Linked DNA regions of Mus musculus: region 1 is linked to region 2. A link is a contact called in ENCODE Hi-C data. All regions are on one chromosome and are shown on one strand. Each heading gives the region's core, a stretch centred on a gene start or an enhancer-like site at or near the end of the contact. The rest is flanking DNA. Distances are from core to core; before and after follow the strand shown. Region 1 has its middle 36 kb from the start of Ankrd55. Region 2 has its middle 15 kb from the start of Gm15322.

The links. A loop is a pair of places that touch in the nucleus more often than their neighbours do.
Region 1: a loop to region 2 is called in a map of CH12.LX, with 2.6 times the contacts of the local background. The contact joins two enhancer-like sites. A Hi-C loop is called at or near these places in 2 of 37 maps with a recorded cell type or tissue (CH12.LX and left cerebral cortex).

What each region holds. Positions count from the first base shown.
Region 1 is chr13:112,248,803-112,256,592 of GRCm38, forward strand. No RefSeq gene overlaps it. Among named protein-coding and RNA genes, the nearest start is that of Ankrd55, 36 kb to the right of the region's middle. Within about 2 kb of position 4,254, at least 1 of the 3 ENCODE cell types and tissues checked has a DNase peak (open chromatin) inside an H3K27ac peak, as active enhancers do.
Region 2 is chr13:111,975,566-111,983,439 of GRCm38, forward strand. No RefSeq gene overlaps it. Among named protein-coding and RNA genes, the nearest start is that of Gm15322, 15 kb to the right of the region's middle. Within about 2 kb of position 4,047, at least 2 of the 3 ENCODE cell types and tissues checked have a DNase peak (open chromatin) inside an H3K27ac peak, as active enhancers do.

The sequences.
Region 1 (7,790 bases), core at 3,004-5,503, 270 kb after region 2:
TTAGGAGGTATGGCCTTATTGGAATAGATGTGATGTTGTTGGAGGAAGTATACCACTATGGGGGCAGGTTTTGAGATCTCCTATGCTCAAGATCTACCAAGTGTGAACAGTCTCCGTCTGCTGTCTTCAGATCAAGATGTGGAACTCTTGGCTCCTCCAGCACCATGTCTGCCTGCCATGTTGTCATGCTTCATACCATGATGATAATGGACTAAACCTCTGAGACTGTAAGCCAGCCCCAGTTAAATATTTTCCTTTATTAGAGTTGCTGTGGTCATGATGCCTCTTTGTAGTAATGAAGCCTGAACAAAGACAATGTCCTACTTCATTCTTTCCAAGCGCCTGCTTTTGTCCCTTGTTTTGGCCCCTGTATTAGTCTCTTGGTTTTCTAATGCTGTGATAAAACACTATGACCAAGTCAGCTTATAGAAAAATAATTTATTTGGGCTTAAAGTTCTTGAGGGCTAGAGTTCATGATAGCAGAGTCAAGGCATGGTGGTTGTAGCAGCAGCTGGGAACTCACACCTTAAACCACAAGCAGGAGCTAAGTACTGAGGATGATATGTGTCACTTAAATCCCAAAGTCTACACCCATAACATACTTCCTCCAGCAAGGCCACACCTCCAAAACTTACCTAACAGTGCCACCAACTGGAAACAAGTGTTCAAACACCTGAGACTGTGGGGGACATTCTCACTCAAACTACCACAGACTCCTAATGCATAAAGAAAACTCAAATCGATCTAGAAGGACTCCAACTTCCTGCTCCCCTCACCACAAATACATTCACATCGCCACTCATCCATTCAGCCTTACTAATTATCAAGGCTAAGACAGACCTTCCTCTCCTTTTCCAGAGTCAGTTTATGCCTTGAACCACAACCCCTTCTTTTCCCTCTTCCTCTGCTGCACTCTAGACTTCTCTCTCAAGCCACCTATTGTGCTGGAAGCTACTACAGACTCCTCTGACCTGAAACATCTGCCTTTGTTCACATGTTCCTCAGCTCTTGAAAATCTTTCTCTTTCTTTCTTCACCAACCCTTTCAAAAATACAACATCATTTATCATTCCTTCTTCCTTGTTACCCTTTCCTTAATTTCCTGCAATCTGGCTTCCACATCTTTCTTTAGCCACAAGTGATCCCCATCTGTCTTACTCCCACATAGTATAACCCCAGAATCCCAGCTGCCCTCTATTGTTGTCTGCATGGGTGACCTGCTCCAAACTCCCATGATTTCCATGAGCCTGCACTTCTGTGATTCTCTTCCTAACTTTTGTTCATTCGTTCATTTAAGGTAATATGGGGCTGGAGAAATGGCTCAAAAGTTAAGAGCACTGGCTGCTCTTCCAGAAGACTCAGGTTCAATTCCCAGCACCTACATGGTGGCTCACAAATATATCTAACTCCAGTTCCAGGAGATCTAATGCCCTATACTAACCTCTACAGGTACTATGCACACAGTTGGTACACAAACATACATACTAGCAAAGCAAATGCATAGATAGACAGATAGATAGATAGATAGATAGATAGATAGATAGATAGATAGATAGATAGATATTTTCTGGTACCTACTGTATGTAGGGACAGCAAGGATTTAGGGGTGAAGAAAACTGAATCAATGATTAGTCTCACAGAGAACACATCCTAATTGAAGATGTACTGCCAGACAGTTAAGCAGACAGTATATGGTAGAATCTTGGTTGTTAGGACAGCAATGTGAACATTGAATTAGTGAATAATGAATGAGCCATGGAGAGTAAGACAGGGCCACATTCCTGTAAGTCTACCTCGTCACTGTCTGCTCTTGTTTTTACGTGTTTCTGTGTAATATACATTTTGAAAGGTAATTAATTGTGTTCAGGATTTCTTTATTTAAAAAGGACAAGCTAAAGAAGTTTAATATTTTCTTGAAACAACAGTATCTCCCCTACCCGAGCCTCTCTTTTCACTAAAATCATCTTGTCTGAATATTCAGGACCAGTGACCTTGAACTGTTCCCTTGTTCCGTCAGGACTTCCCCCAACTCAAGCCACACATAGAGCATAGAGTCTCATAGCATCTTTCAACTGGAGTCACATTGCCAGCACCTGAGTCCCACCAGCACCCTACAAATTATCCTGACACTTCAATGACGTTTCTTCAACCAAAATGTATGGACCATCATGATTCACATTTACCCCAAACACATCAGATTTTGCTGAGAACTGGGACGGAGCTGGCTTAGCCAGGGATGAGTGTGGCAGTAGAGTCTTCAGTGGGCAGGGAGGAGAAGCCAGAGGCCAGAGTGCAGAGGAGAGTGGGATCAAGTGAAACAGACCCAGGACACAGTGCTGTGGGGTGCCAACAGGCCCTTAAGCTTAGCCACTTGTCTTCTCTGAGCTTCAACTAACTCTTCCATCAAATGGGAGAAATATCTCAGAAGAATTCTTGAAAGGTTAAACACACGTTGCCTATAAATTTATTACCTCATCAAATTGAGATAGGGGTGGCACTAGTTAGTGGCACTGGCTTCAGTTAGCTCCCTTTCATTCAGATGTCCTTGATTTTCAGGACTGTGGCTCTGTCCACTTTCCTGGTTGACGCTACATCGCTGCAAGATAAGCTAGCGTCAAGAGCCTCTATCACAGCACAGGGATGGGAACACTCATGGTAGAGCCTACGTGAGAGACTCAGAAGAAGAAGCAAGAAAGACAGGAGGTGAGACAGAGGCCATTGCTACAGTGGTGGAGGGTATTAGAAACACAGAAAGGCCCTGTGTGTGATTGGGGAAGGAGAGGGAAAGAAAGCAGAACTCTGTGCAGGGACAGCAAGTGAATGTCACAACGTGAGATGTGACCTCTTGATTCCCAGGATGAGTCAGGCTCTCCTTAGTCAGACTCAACTCACAAGAAGCAGGGAAGGCCCCAGCAGGCCAAGCAGAAATGCTTCTGAGTGCCCTACTGTGGAGATATGGGATTTTTTAAAAAAAGTATTGGAGAAGCAGGGGATCTAGTTCTTGTTCCTGGATGTCATGTGAGTCTAAATTCCAACTAGTCTAAACACAAGAACCCAAATTGAACCCAAAGTTTGGCCAAGATATTGCCGTGTCTAATGAAGACACAGGTTTTAGGTTTTGGACTTGCTTCCGGTTTGATGGTCCCTAGAGATGACACGCTTTGAGGCCTCTTTCCTGAGGTGACTGCACTGCAGAGACTCAGAAACCATATATGAGCTTGGAATGCCTAATTCAGTTTAAAATACAATTCCACACAACGATGACATTCTTGCTTTCTCTGGGTTTTTTTTTTTCCCCATTCATTTCCCACTCACCCCCCTTCCCCATTTTTCCAAATTCCTCTTCCCAATGAGTCAGAGATTGAAAATGCTTGGCACCCTTGTTGAATAAATAGTATTTGTCCATGGTGACACTGATCAGTGGCAAACTGCCATTGCTCTGTGACAGGAGGGTTTGAGTATACAGCCCACAAGTCTGTCAGAGACCCTGGTCCTTGATGGGTGTCAGCCTGTCAAGCTACAGGCTTTGCTTGCGTTCTCTTCCAGCTAGCTGGGCTGACATGCCCAGAAGGGGAAAGGTAAAGGAAGAAAAGAGGAAGGGGCCGGTGTGGGGAGGGGAAGAAGGAGTGATGGTGTGATATAAACCAATTGTCCGTACCTGGAGTGGTGGGAGCCATGCAATTTGGTTCTGCAGACCTTGAAAGTTCTCTGGAAGCCATCATTTTGACTCTCACCTTCTGAGTGAGATCCTGGCACTCCTTGTACCACATCAAACTACTGGTGTAGGTGGGCGAGCAACTGATGAAAACCCACCTCTTCCTTGGAGCCTCGGGGAATGCTTGCCCCAGGGGAACAAAAGTTCTGCCTTCTTTTTCTCCTTCAGCCCACCCCATTGGGAGAACTGTATGTTTTGGAAAGCTCTGGAAGGCACATGTCTGAGTATTCATGGGCACAGAAGTGTCCCCACACCCCCTCGAAATCCCAAAGGCTGTAGCACCCATGCGGGAACCACTCCCTTGCCTTAGCAGGCCCTGCCCAGCACCAGGGTCCACATTAGCCTCGGAGCTGGAAAGCTCCTGCTGCCGTGTAGGATTTTTTTCCCCTCTCCTTTTCCATACCTTCAGAACCTCTGCTAATGCTTTATGCTTAACACAATTAACTGCGCAACTTAATAGGCTGCACTGAGGCATTTGCGTACAGGCATGTGTCATGCCGTAGTTTGTCACTTTCCCTTCTTGGCCTCCCCTCCCCCATCCTCTCTCCCCTCCTTCTTCCTGCACGGTCCCAATTCTATTTCCGGACACCGATATCTGTTTGGATGCTTTTTAAACTCAAGGGCTTCAAGGGTCACTCACTCCCAGAGTCCATGTGTGATAGAACCAGACTTCTTGCAGAGAGTGTGGGCGGGGCCTAGGCAACTTGGATGGACTTCCTTGAGGTCACACAGCCAGGGAGTAAGAGCCTGAGATACAGTCATCAGCTCACCCTACCCACCAAGCACTCGGCATCTACTAGGCACCGCTCTGCTCCCCGGAAACTCATCACTCTTTGAGGCATGCTTGGCTGCTCCTGAGGCTGCTTCCCCATGCCCCTCTTCTGGATGCTTTCCGTTCCCAGCCCCGCAGTCTAACCCTGAGACCTCCAAGGCCACTCACAGCATTCCTGAAGACTTAGAAGAGGGGCTTTTGTGTGCAGCTTTCCCCCCACCCCCCTCCGGGACCCTGGAATGCATCTTCACGGGGCTTGCTGATTTACAGCCCTGCTGTCTTTCAAAGAATTCACTGGTCTGGGTTGAGTCAACAGATGTAAGAAAAGGCTTGTTAAAGGTTCTGTCACTGGAACCAGTTGTCGCTTGCACTAGCAGGATGCTTTCTTTAACCCTGGGCCTGGCTCAGGCCTCTGAAAATGAGCCATGGTACTCAGCATCCGTGTAGGAGACTCCAAAACTCCCTGTGATGCGAGCCATAAGCACATTGTGTGCCCTAGCCAACCTTGTTACTACAATATTCTTTATCAAGTCTTGACATTTACTTACCATCCTGAACTGACTCTATTTATTTTGAGGGTCACGTTGGCCTGTTTTCTAATTCCACAGTAGCTACTCTATTTGCCCACTGAAAACAGTTGCTATAACCTGTCCGAGCCTACCAACCATTCTGAAAAGATTCATCCGTTCATTTGTTCATTGGCCCATTGTCTCAATGATCGCCACCACACTATAGAGTTAAGAACCCACTAATAGGTGAGTAAAACTGGCTGGTGCCTGAGGGACACTACCCTCACCCCTGCTCTGGGCCAAGCTACTCTCTCCCCAGCTCACAGGAGTGCTGGTGACTCACAACTGAGTCTGCCTTGGGAATTGGTCTTGGCCAAAGGGAACTCTGTCCCTGGGGAAATGTCTCTTCTTGGGACAGCCGGCCTCCAGGGACTGATTGATGTTGAAGTACAGAAGCTTGGGCCTCTCCCTCAATGAACTCATGCTGTCCCCTGAAGCATTGCTTAAACTCTTGGGATCTAGGTGTCAGCCAAGGCCCTGTCGCAGCTACACCACAGTCCAGCTCCCCGCTCTGCCACGCCCCGCTGCCCCGACTCCCTTGGCTGCAGTTCCCCCAGGAACAATCCTGCTCCATGTCAGCCTTCTGCGCACAAATCCCTCGCTCAGATCTAGTTCTGCTCCCAGTGAACTTGTTCTAAGACACCTGCCATGGTGAAGTGTGCATACCAGAAGAGAGAGGAAAATAAACAAAGTGAGTAATCACGGTATGTGAAAAGTGACAGGCTGTGGGAAACACTAGAGCAGGGGCAGGGAGTTTCAAATAAGAATGAAAGCTGGCGCGCGCGCGCGCGCGCAATGGTCTCATGTAGCCCAGCCTGGCCTCAAACTTATTATGTAGCCAAGGGTGACTTTGAACTTGTGTTCCTTCTGTCTCTACTTCCTGAGTACCGGGATTACAGATTCATCCTCCCCAGCCCCACCCAATGGAAATCGAATCCAGGGTCTCAGACATGCTCGGCAGAAACCCTACCAGGTGAGCGGCAGCCTTAGCACTTGGCATTCTTTTGCCATAGAGTGGTCAGAGTAGCCTTCTCTGAGACATTTGAGCAGATTTGAAGTTAGCAAATTGGATTGGCAGAAAGCTCTCAATCCAAAACTGTTACTGGCACAGTTCTCCTCCAGAGAAACATAAACAGCAGTGTGTGCATGTGTGCAGGGGTGTGTGTGTGTGTGTGCAAGCCTGAACATCATCAGCTTGAAACTCGAGTTGCCACAGTCCTGGGGCAGACTTTCTTCTTCTCAGGGAACATCAGTCCTTGCCCGTTGGGCTTCCGTTGCTGAGATGACCACACTGTGGAGAGAAATCTATTTTATTTAAAGTCTACTAATTGTGGGTGTTCGGCACATCCGATAAGAGCAACATCTGGGGTTGCATTAGATCAAATTGCTGGGTATGCTGGTCTCGACAATTTCACTAGAAAACTAACTCTCCTCAGCTGAGTCCTGCCACTTTCCACATTCACCATCCTCCTGGTCCATCTGCTGCCCTGCCTTCCTTACAGTCTGTCTTCCGCATCACTAGATCACACCAAGGCAGGAAGACACTTGCCTTTTCTGTTCTCCATTGCCTCTTTAATGCCTGGAATGTGCTGGTTCATATGAGGTTCCCAGTGATAATTTATGAGCAAATAGTGAATGAATTTTAACCTCCCATTTAAAAAGAAAGAAAGGAAGAAAGGAAGAAAGGAAGAAAGGAAGAAAGGAAGAAAGGAAGAAAGGAAGAAAGAAAGAAAGAAAGAAAGGAAGGAAGGAAGGAAGGAAGGAAGGAAGAAAGAAAGAAAGAAAGAAAGAAAGAAAGAAAGAAAGAAAGAAGGGAAGAAAGAAAGAAAGAGAGAGAAAAAAAAAAGAAATAAACTCTTTCCAAAATGTATGGATTGGGAGATTTCTCAAACGTGAAAAGGGACTCAACACTGAAAACCAATAATAATACAAGGTCTGCCTCCAAGGTGCTATTGGAAAGGGGAGCAAGAATCGGATTTTCTGACCAGGAGATGTAGAACTTGAGGACCATTTCCTAAATTCAGATCAGCTGGTGATACAGGAACAAGGGAGGGCAAGATTAGATGGAGAAGCAACGTCAGATGGTAAGAGATGAGCCCTGTGGAGACAAGATCTCTCACTTGGACCTGAAGCTCCGAGAAGGCTAGCCTGTAAGCCCCAGAGAGCCATCTGTCCCTGCCTCCCTGGTGCTAGAGTTACAAATCTCGTCCACTGAATCCAGATTCCAGCCTCCCCCCACCCACCCTCCATCCACCATGGAGCTGGGCATCAAATTCAGGTCTCCGGAACAAGTACCTCACCAAGCAGCTGGCTTTATAGGCCCAGATCGACTTTTGATGTAGAATGTAGCTTGTCAGTTTTCACAGACTCCTTTGTTTTCCTCAATATGTGCAAAGTGCTTTCTTTCCAGTTTGAGTACCTCAGAGAGAAAAATAATCATAAAAATTAAAACTCGAAGAGATAAGATGGTAGCTAATGCCAAAGAGGAGAATAGCCCTAGGTAGGTAAAATGAAAAGTGCCAAAATAGCCCTAAACATTATGCCACAGTAAATATTGTCAGAGATTTAAACAACAACAACAACAACAACAAAAGAACCCCACAAGCAAACAAACAAACAAACAAGAAGAGACAAAATATTTGCAAGCTATACTTCTGCCAAGAGCTTAGCATGAAGAATGCACAAGAAACTTTTTTTAAAAAATCAAAAACAGGAAATATAAAAACAAGCAACCT
Region 2 (7,874 bases), core at 2,797-5,296:
GCTATCAACAGCTGGATCCGAAAAGGTCAAGGGCACACACACTACTGTGTGCACACACACTACTGTGTGCACACACACTACTGCAAACAGTGACCATGAGTGAGGGTTCTGTATTTCGTCTCTCACTCCAGCTATCTATCTATCCACACACATCTGAACATCTCTATGTGCACACACATGAATGGTGAATGATCTAGAACCAGAAAAGGAAATTACCGAGCCAAAGACCCAAGGTGCATTCAAACTGATATGACCATAGATTGGAAGCACAGAGAAAAAAACATACTGAATGACTCAAACTTGAAAAAGATGTTAGAGACAAGACAAAGGAAATGGCATGTCTGGAGAATAAGGACCACTTAACATTGTGCTTTTAAAAACAAGAGAATGCTTAGTGGATGTCTTCTGCAGGCATGAAAGTGACAGATCAAAAAGGCTCATGTAAGGCCCTCTGCAGGAGTCAGAGCAGTGGAGGGATGCAGGGATGTCGTTCTGCAATTCTTGAGATAGGGCATGCTTAGTATGCATGATTTAAAAATAATAAACATTTTTAAAAGTTAGACTAAAAAGTATAATAAATATGGCTACAATAATATTTTACTACAGATATTGACAAAATAAGCATGCATTACTAGAAAACGAAGGGTGAGATTAGCTGGAACAAGTGAATCTTAGTTCAAATGTGGGCTCAGGGAATTGGTTGGAGAAGCCCAGCGTACATCAAGAGAAACGATTTGGTAAGAGTATTTGTTAAAGCACAGCATTCATCCTGGCTCAAATATAAAGCTGAAATAATTGTAGGGAGCACAGAGAGAATTTTAAAACAGATTCCAGGGCCTCGAGACAGACACACAGGCACATAGACATCTTGACACGAAGTATCAGCAGCTCGCACTCATGTTGTCTTTACAACTAGGAACACTGCTGTTGAGCTCATTTTAACTCCTGATAGGTCAATGATTTCAACATAAAGCAAAATTATAATTATACAACTGCCAGTACTTAAACAACAGCTCCTTCAGGGTGCTTGACTTCTGCAGCAGCCCATGATCACTCCACTGTGGGCTTCCTTCCACAGCAGTGTAATACCTTTTCCCATCATTCATTCCTAATAGGAGGTCTGGGTTCAAATTCATTCCCCACTGGTGGTAGGTAGCTTGATTGATAGATAAAATACAGAACACTCACTCGTTTTCACTGTTTGCAGCATTGTATGTGGTCCAGCTGTTGGTGGCTATTAGGATTTCATACAGATTTTTCATTAATGAGAATGATGTCTCTACGACCATGCTTTATAGCTCATTGAAAGCTTGGTCCTAGTCTATCGTATCCACTATTTATCTAGCAAGAGAGTACCTGACACAAAAGAGGTGCCCAATAATGAGTATTTGTAAAGTTCAAACACTTATGGTCAAATAAATGGGTATAGACTTGGCATGAAGTAGGTCTTTGAAATAAATATTGTAAAAGAGAAACCATAGAATCAAATAATGGAAACTACTGACTACACCACAACAAACAAAAAAACTGAATGGCAGAGGAGAGGCAAAGTGGCAACAAGAGGAAAAATGTGTGAAAATGTCCAGCAAACTGTACAAGACCTGTGCAAGATCAAGCCAGTCAGCATTCTAGCTTGGAGAGAGGGCGGGGCTTATGATTCCCTGCCTCTAACTGAGGAACTATCAAGTTATGGTTTCTGAGAAATGAAGAGTCAGTTTTCTTTAAAAGTGTGGTCGCTGTGCTCTGGTGGGTGACCCTGTAACAAGAGAATATAGGTAGCATGTGCAAATCAAGCTTAGTGATATAGATATAGATATAGATATAGATGATAAAGCTATAGATATGGACATATAGGTACATAAATTCATAGGTATATAGATATATAGATTCATAGGTATATAGATACATAGATTTATAGGTATATATATCTATATAGCTATATAGGTGTATACATATGCATATAGATTATCACACATACATACATTTGTGTATATGTATATACATGTATATTATATATGTGTGTGTATATGTATATATATATGTGTATATATATGTGTGTATGTATGTGTGTATTCTATATGTGTAAATTCTTAAAATGAACAAAATATATTTAAAACATCCAGTAAAGAGTTACTGTCCCTCATTGACAGGTGGCTCTTATAAATCTATGACAAAAAGATGACCAAAGACTGTGCTTGTTAGCCCCACACATGCTCCTCATCTCCACAGTCTTGTTTGCAGCGTTGTCTGGGTTTGGATGGGTAGCTCTTGCTCAGCATCCGTACGCAGTTGCAGGCTGTTATTAATGAGGGTGCGCACTCGCTGGGAAGGCTTCCGTCACCGCCCGCCCGCCTGCAGCTGCTTCCGGCTGCTCACTGCAAGCTGCTGTGGTTTTACTGAACTTCGAGTCTCACCCAGCAGAGAGACAAGGTCCCGGCAGAAGCACTCCGCCAGGCAGAGTTTCAAAGGGACCCGCCGGACCGTGTGCAGCTAAGAAGGCGGCTCAGAAGTCACAGACACACTCCTGTCATCGTCGTTGTCCAGTTAAGCGTACGGTTCAGATCCAAGGAGAGACTCAAATGCTCCTTCCTCAATGCAGAGACAGCATATGCAGCCCAGAAAGGAACAGCATGGGTGGCAGCGGCCATCTTTGTAGGCTACCCTCTCTCCCACCCACTGCTTGCTTTCTGTGCTGTGCAGGAAACACAATTCAGATTTCACCTTCCAAGAAGGCCCGACTTTTTTTTTTTTTTTAAATACATTTACTAAAACCCATTTGGTGCTCAGTGGCTAATGTGCTTTCTTTTAAAGTCAGACGTATTTCTTTCAAAACCAGCTTGTTTCTGGCGATCTGTAGAGATTTGCCGTTTCAAAATGAGTGACCTTGACGCACACCTCCAGGCTCAGCCGTAAGACATGGTGCACAGGGTACTTTCCCTCCATCTTTGAATTGGACCCTGCGGTTACTGAGTTATGGGAAATAGTGCCATGATTGCTTGCCGTGTGTGTGTGCATGATCGTGTGTATGTGTGCTCACATGCTAGGGAGCCAGGTGCCACTGGGTTTTGGATTAGGAAGCTGGCTTTGCATCTATTTGAATGCTTGAGCAGCCCAAAGGGTTCTTGTGCACAAGCCCTGCCTTGGCTAACTCCTGTTATTATCTTGCTATGGAAGGTCATGCCAACTGCTTAATTACACGGAAAGTTATGAAACAGCCCAGGCAGCAGAACACTGATCAGCTGTGGACTCCTAAAGGAAAATAAACCCTTCTTGCAGCCAGGATGGCTGCGAGCCACCAGGCGTGTCTGTCCGTCCATGCCTGCATGTATAGCTCCCTTGTATAAAAGGGGTGCCCATGGCTGGGCAAAGTCCTGGATTCACCTTTCTAACAGGGTTATGGGTCATAACACAATAGAACCATTTTAATCAGAGCGAGATTATATCTGAGCACTTCTAGTCCGACTTTTCCTTTCATTGAATGTAAACAATTAAACCTCTCTTGGAAGCTTTCCTGTTCACTCCACAGCACGCCGCAAAATAGCCATGCCGAGCACTGAGACGGGCATTATTAAAGAGAGCCAGCTGCTGCAGTTTCAGGCCCATCTGACTTACCTGCCCTTCAGCCATCACCTCCGAGGGGAAACTGAGTTTATGGAGGAGCGGGCTCTTCCGGTTTAGTCTGTCAGGTGCCTGCCAGGCTTGGCTTCATTCTCACCTTAAAAGCACTCAGATTTTGGATTTTTACACATTGCTTTGTTTTATCTGCCTTCATGGAGAAGACGCCAAAAGAGGCCTTTGTGGTAATTAGAGGCTGAGGGGAAAGCAGACTTCTCGAGAAAGAGAAGGCATTTCTGTGCTGAAGAGCCCTTTTCACCGGAGCAAGCAGGATCCTCTCTACTTCTACAGGAAGCAGCTTGCCCACTGCAGAGGGGTGGGGTTCCCTCGGATTTCTCTGAAAGCATTTGGAGAAGGAAAAAGCCAGGCTCCAATGCCAAAAGACAACTTTAACCCTCCACTCGCAGAGCCCAAGGTCAACCAAAGGTCACAAGAGTACTGCTGAAATCCGAAATCCGCGGGCTGGGGAGCTCCCTCGGGGCTGCCTCTGATGCTGCAGGAATCGATAGCTGAGATCCACTCCCTAAAGGGCTCACTTGTTGGCCTGTGACGGATGAAGTGGTTCGAGGTGCCCATTAGGGTGCAGAGTAGACACTGATATAGACTTGAGCTCCCACGGCTGCCCCGCCCCTTCTTGAAACCTAATTTAGACCATATCAGAGTTTTCATAAAGACATTCCTGATACCATTGTGCTGTAAATCCTGTCTGATCCGACCTTCAAATACTTATGCAAACTGAAATATGTCTGGAAAGAAGTCAAAACAAAACAAATATGCCACACCATCTCTTTGCAGCAGGCCCCTCCCTCCTCATTTACATTTCAGCTCAGACCTCTCCAACCGGCTCCCAACTGTTTAGGCCAGTTAATTAGTTATAATTGCAGCGATTGTTTCTCTGAATGCACTGATGGCCTTATGTCTGAAAGCCAGCTTAGCCCGGTTTCCAGCATGTGTGAACTGCGTTGGTAGCATTATTTTGTAAAAACTCATTACAGATAAGTGCAGTTAGTTTAGTCTCCATCAAGACCGGCCGTAGCAATAATTCGCTTTCTTCAAACATCTACAGGTTGTTGTGTTCCAGGAGCTGTGACCTCAGCCTCTGCCTTCGCTCTGTCATTTCAGTGGGCTGTTTCCCCGCGGGAGCATTTTGGGTGAAGCGCTCTTAGTTTCGGATGCAGTGTGTTAATGATAATTTACGTCACTGGCAAGTTGTAGCAACATTGAGATCTCGTGGTCTATCTTTTGGCTCATAACACCATGTAATTAGAGAGAGTGGAAACTGGGAGAGTAAAGTGACTGTGTGCTCATATTACAGTCCTGAAACCAAAGGGAAGAGAAGAGGAAGTGGCTGTTTCTGACGAGGATGGGCCTCTCTTTTACTCCCACAAAGGAACGTCACAATCTTCCAGATTTAAAGGGGGAAATAAATGGTCATAAGGTTTGCCTGGTTGTATTATTAATCCATTCATCTAACATGTAGTGAACACTGACAGAGAGGTATGTTTAGAGAGGTAATAGTGTTCTTGTATGTTGTAGGGTTTGCATTCAAATATCACACTTCATTAAGGGGATTTATTCAGTCTTGTGAGGTAGGCAGGGTATGTATCCATTAGTTCACCCATTGGATGAGGAAATGGGAGCTTGCAAAGGTTAATCGACTCACTGGCCTGGGTCCCAAAGCTGGCGAGAGCCTCGGTTAGGAATCAAGGATTTGACTCTATATTTCATCAGTCTCCCTTCCATCTTAAAGACTGAAGAGTGAGGAAGCAAGACACATAAAAAGATTCCGGTAGAAACAAGATGGCGGCCATAGTTGCATCTCACGGATCTAGTGAGACCTGCACGCACCAGGACTGGATATTCTGGTAAGTGAGAAATGCAAACAAATAAGGGGGTGTTGGTGATAATAGGAGTTCCTCAAGACAAGGGCCCAAGATCTTTGCCTATGAGGTGTTCCTCGTGTCTGCTACATCCTTACTTACCAAGCACCTGTTAGTATCCTGAAACAGGCAGGGGAGCAGACTGGGCTGTCTTTACCCCACTCTATATGAACTGTAGTCACGCAGCTGACCTGGGAAGCTATCACAGAGGCTGTAAACATTGAACAAAGATCTGAAGAGTCAGGGCTTAGGTGATCAGAGTCCATAGATGAGGTAACAGAGTGATGTAGGCTGGAGAGATGGCTCAGAGTAAGACACTTGTCATGCAGGCCTGACCACCTGAGTTTGATTCCTGGATCCCACAGTGGAAAAATGTGTGTATGCACATATGTGTGTTATCCTTATAATCTCTATAAGACTGTATATAACCATATATGTATGTATGTGTCCTTATACATACATATATATATGCATATCCTTATATATATTTGACCACATATGACCAGACACAGGGCCAGACTTCTAGGAATGTCACCAACTTGGTCATCAGATGGAGCCCCATGCTTTGCGGTTTCCAGCTGTGGGATGAATTCTTTGCTGCCTCCGCCATCTTGGAATTCTCTTCCCTTTTCAAATAGCAGGCTCTGAATTTGTGTTTTGCACCGTCTAACAGTGTGGAGGGTCCTGACTAGGTGGTTTATTTCATTTATGCAAGTTTAGAGTATATTAGTGTTAGGAGAGTAATTCAAGCACTAGAGAAGGTGAGGAATTATGGGTATTAAACTGGCGAACTTGCTGGAGAAGGCAGGAGAGAAAAGGAAATCTTTTCCTTATACATCAGCTGACTTTAAAAAAAATCCTTAATTTGGTAAAAAAAAAATAGGAGGAAAAAGAACAGCGAACTATCAATTTTTGGCTCTGTTCATGTTAAAAGGTATAGGAAGAGCAGAAAAGCAACTGAGCTAATTTATCGTTTGTTCGATGTTCAACCATAAGTAGCTCAGATCTCTTGGGTTTCTGAGCACATCAGGGGAATCGCATAGGCTAAAAACTAAGGAGCACGGAAGGAGTAAATGTAATATCACTACCAAATAAGCCTTTTGATCAAGGTACAAGAAAAGGCAGTTTTACAGATTTATTCAGATTTGGGGGCTCCCAGGGACAGGGAAGCTATTCTTTTATTTTCAATTTAAAGGCAGTGCTTTCTGTTTGAAAACTTATTTAAGGAAGGGTTTGCTGATGACAGCGTTGAAGATGATGAAGGTAATGATGGTGGTGGTGATGATGACTTAAAGAGGATCGGCTTCTGAGCTGAGTGGTAGATGTCACTTGCCGAGTGTTCTCTGTGAGCCAGGCACAGTTAAGTAAGCCTTAAAACATTCCTGAGGAGGGTCCCAGAATCCTTAACATGAAGAATGAAGAGAGAGAGGAATACACAGTGCAAGGATTTGCCCCAAGATGCATAGAGTGTATCAGCTGGTATTGGCCTTGAACCTGCAGCCTGGCTCCCTACCTAATCCCTTCCCTGAGCTGCTTTGATTCTCAAGATCCTCCAGAAGATGCTGCCCCGACCCCCAAAGATGAAAACCTACAAGAGAAAGGGTTCCTATGGTTTCAGCTCTCAGAGCTGACCTTTTCAGCCTTCTATGCCCTACCAATGCTTTTATTCCAGACAGCTCAGGGATAGGGAAGGGGGTGGGGGTGGGGGGTGAGTATCGGGGTCGGGAGGGGTTATAAACTTGGGTGTTAGCTGATGTGGACTCAGGAGATGATGAGAAAATTGGAAGAAGGTGAGCCAGGACTAAATAGAAATGTGAGATGCTGTAGTGATCCCCCTCCACAAAGCTGCCCTTCTTGTGCAGAGAGAGAAGACAGCAGCTGGCCTGTCAGGGCTCTCCAGTGGGGAGGCAGGAAGCAGTATTTGCATCTAAACTGCTGTGACCCATCACAAAAAAATTAGAGCCCCTACTTCTAGGTTCCTGAGCACCTACCATTCACATGTGTGTTAGGGCAGTGAGCTTGGTGGTCTAGGCCTTTTTAAAATCAGGTACCGCCCTTTAAATGTGTGGACAGAGCACTTCTATTGAGTTTTCTGTTGACTATTGCTTTGCTCTATAGTTCAAGCCAGTTCTATATTAAGTAACAGGTATTGAATTTCGCTCAGTTTCATTTTAGGTTATCTTCTCCCTTATCTGTGCGCCTCTGAACTTCCAGGAGGTAGTCAGCTTGTAAGATGTGTGCCTTTGCCTGGACCGTTGACTTAGTCTCTTCAGGTGTGAGCAGTAATTGGCAGTCAACAGAGCTTTTAACCATGAAGGGAGCGAAGGAAAACAAATTTGAATCAATGTCGATGGCAAATGTCCTTGAGTGCAGGCTCTG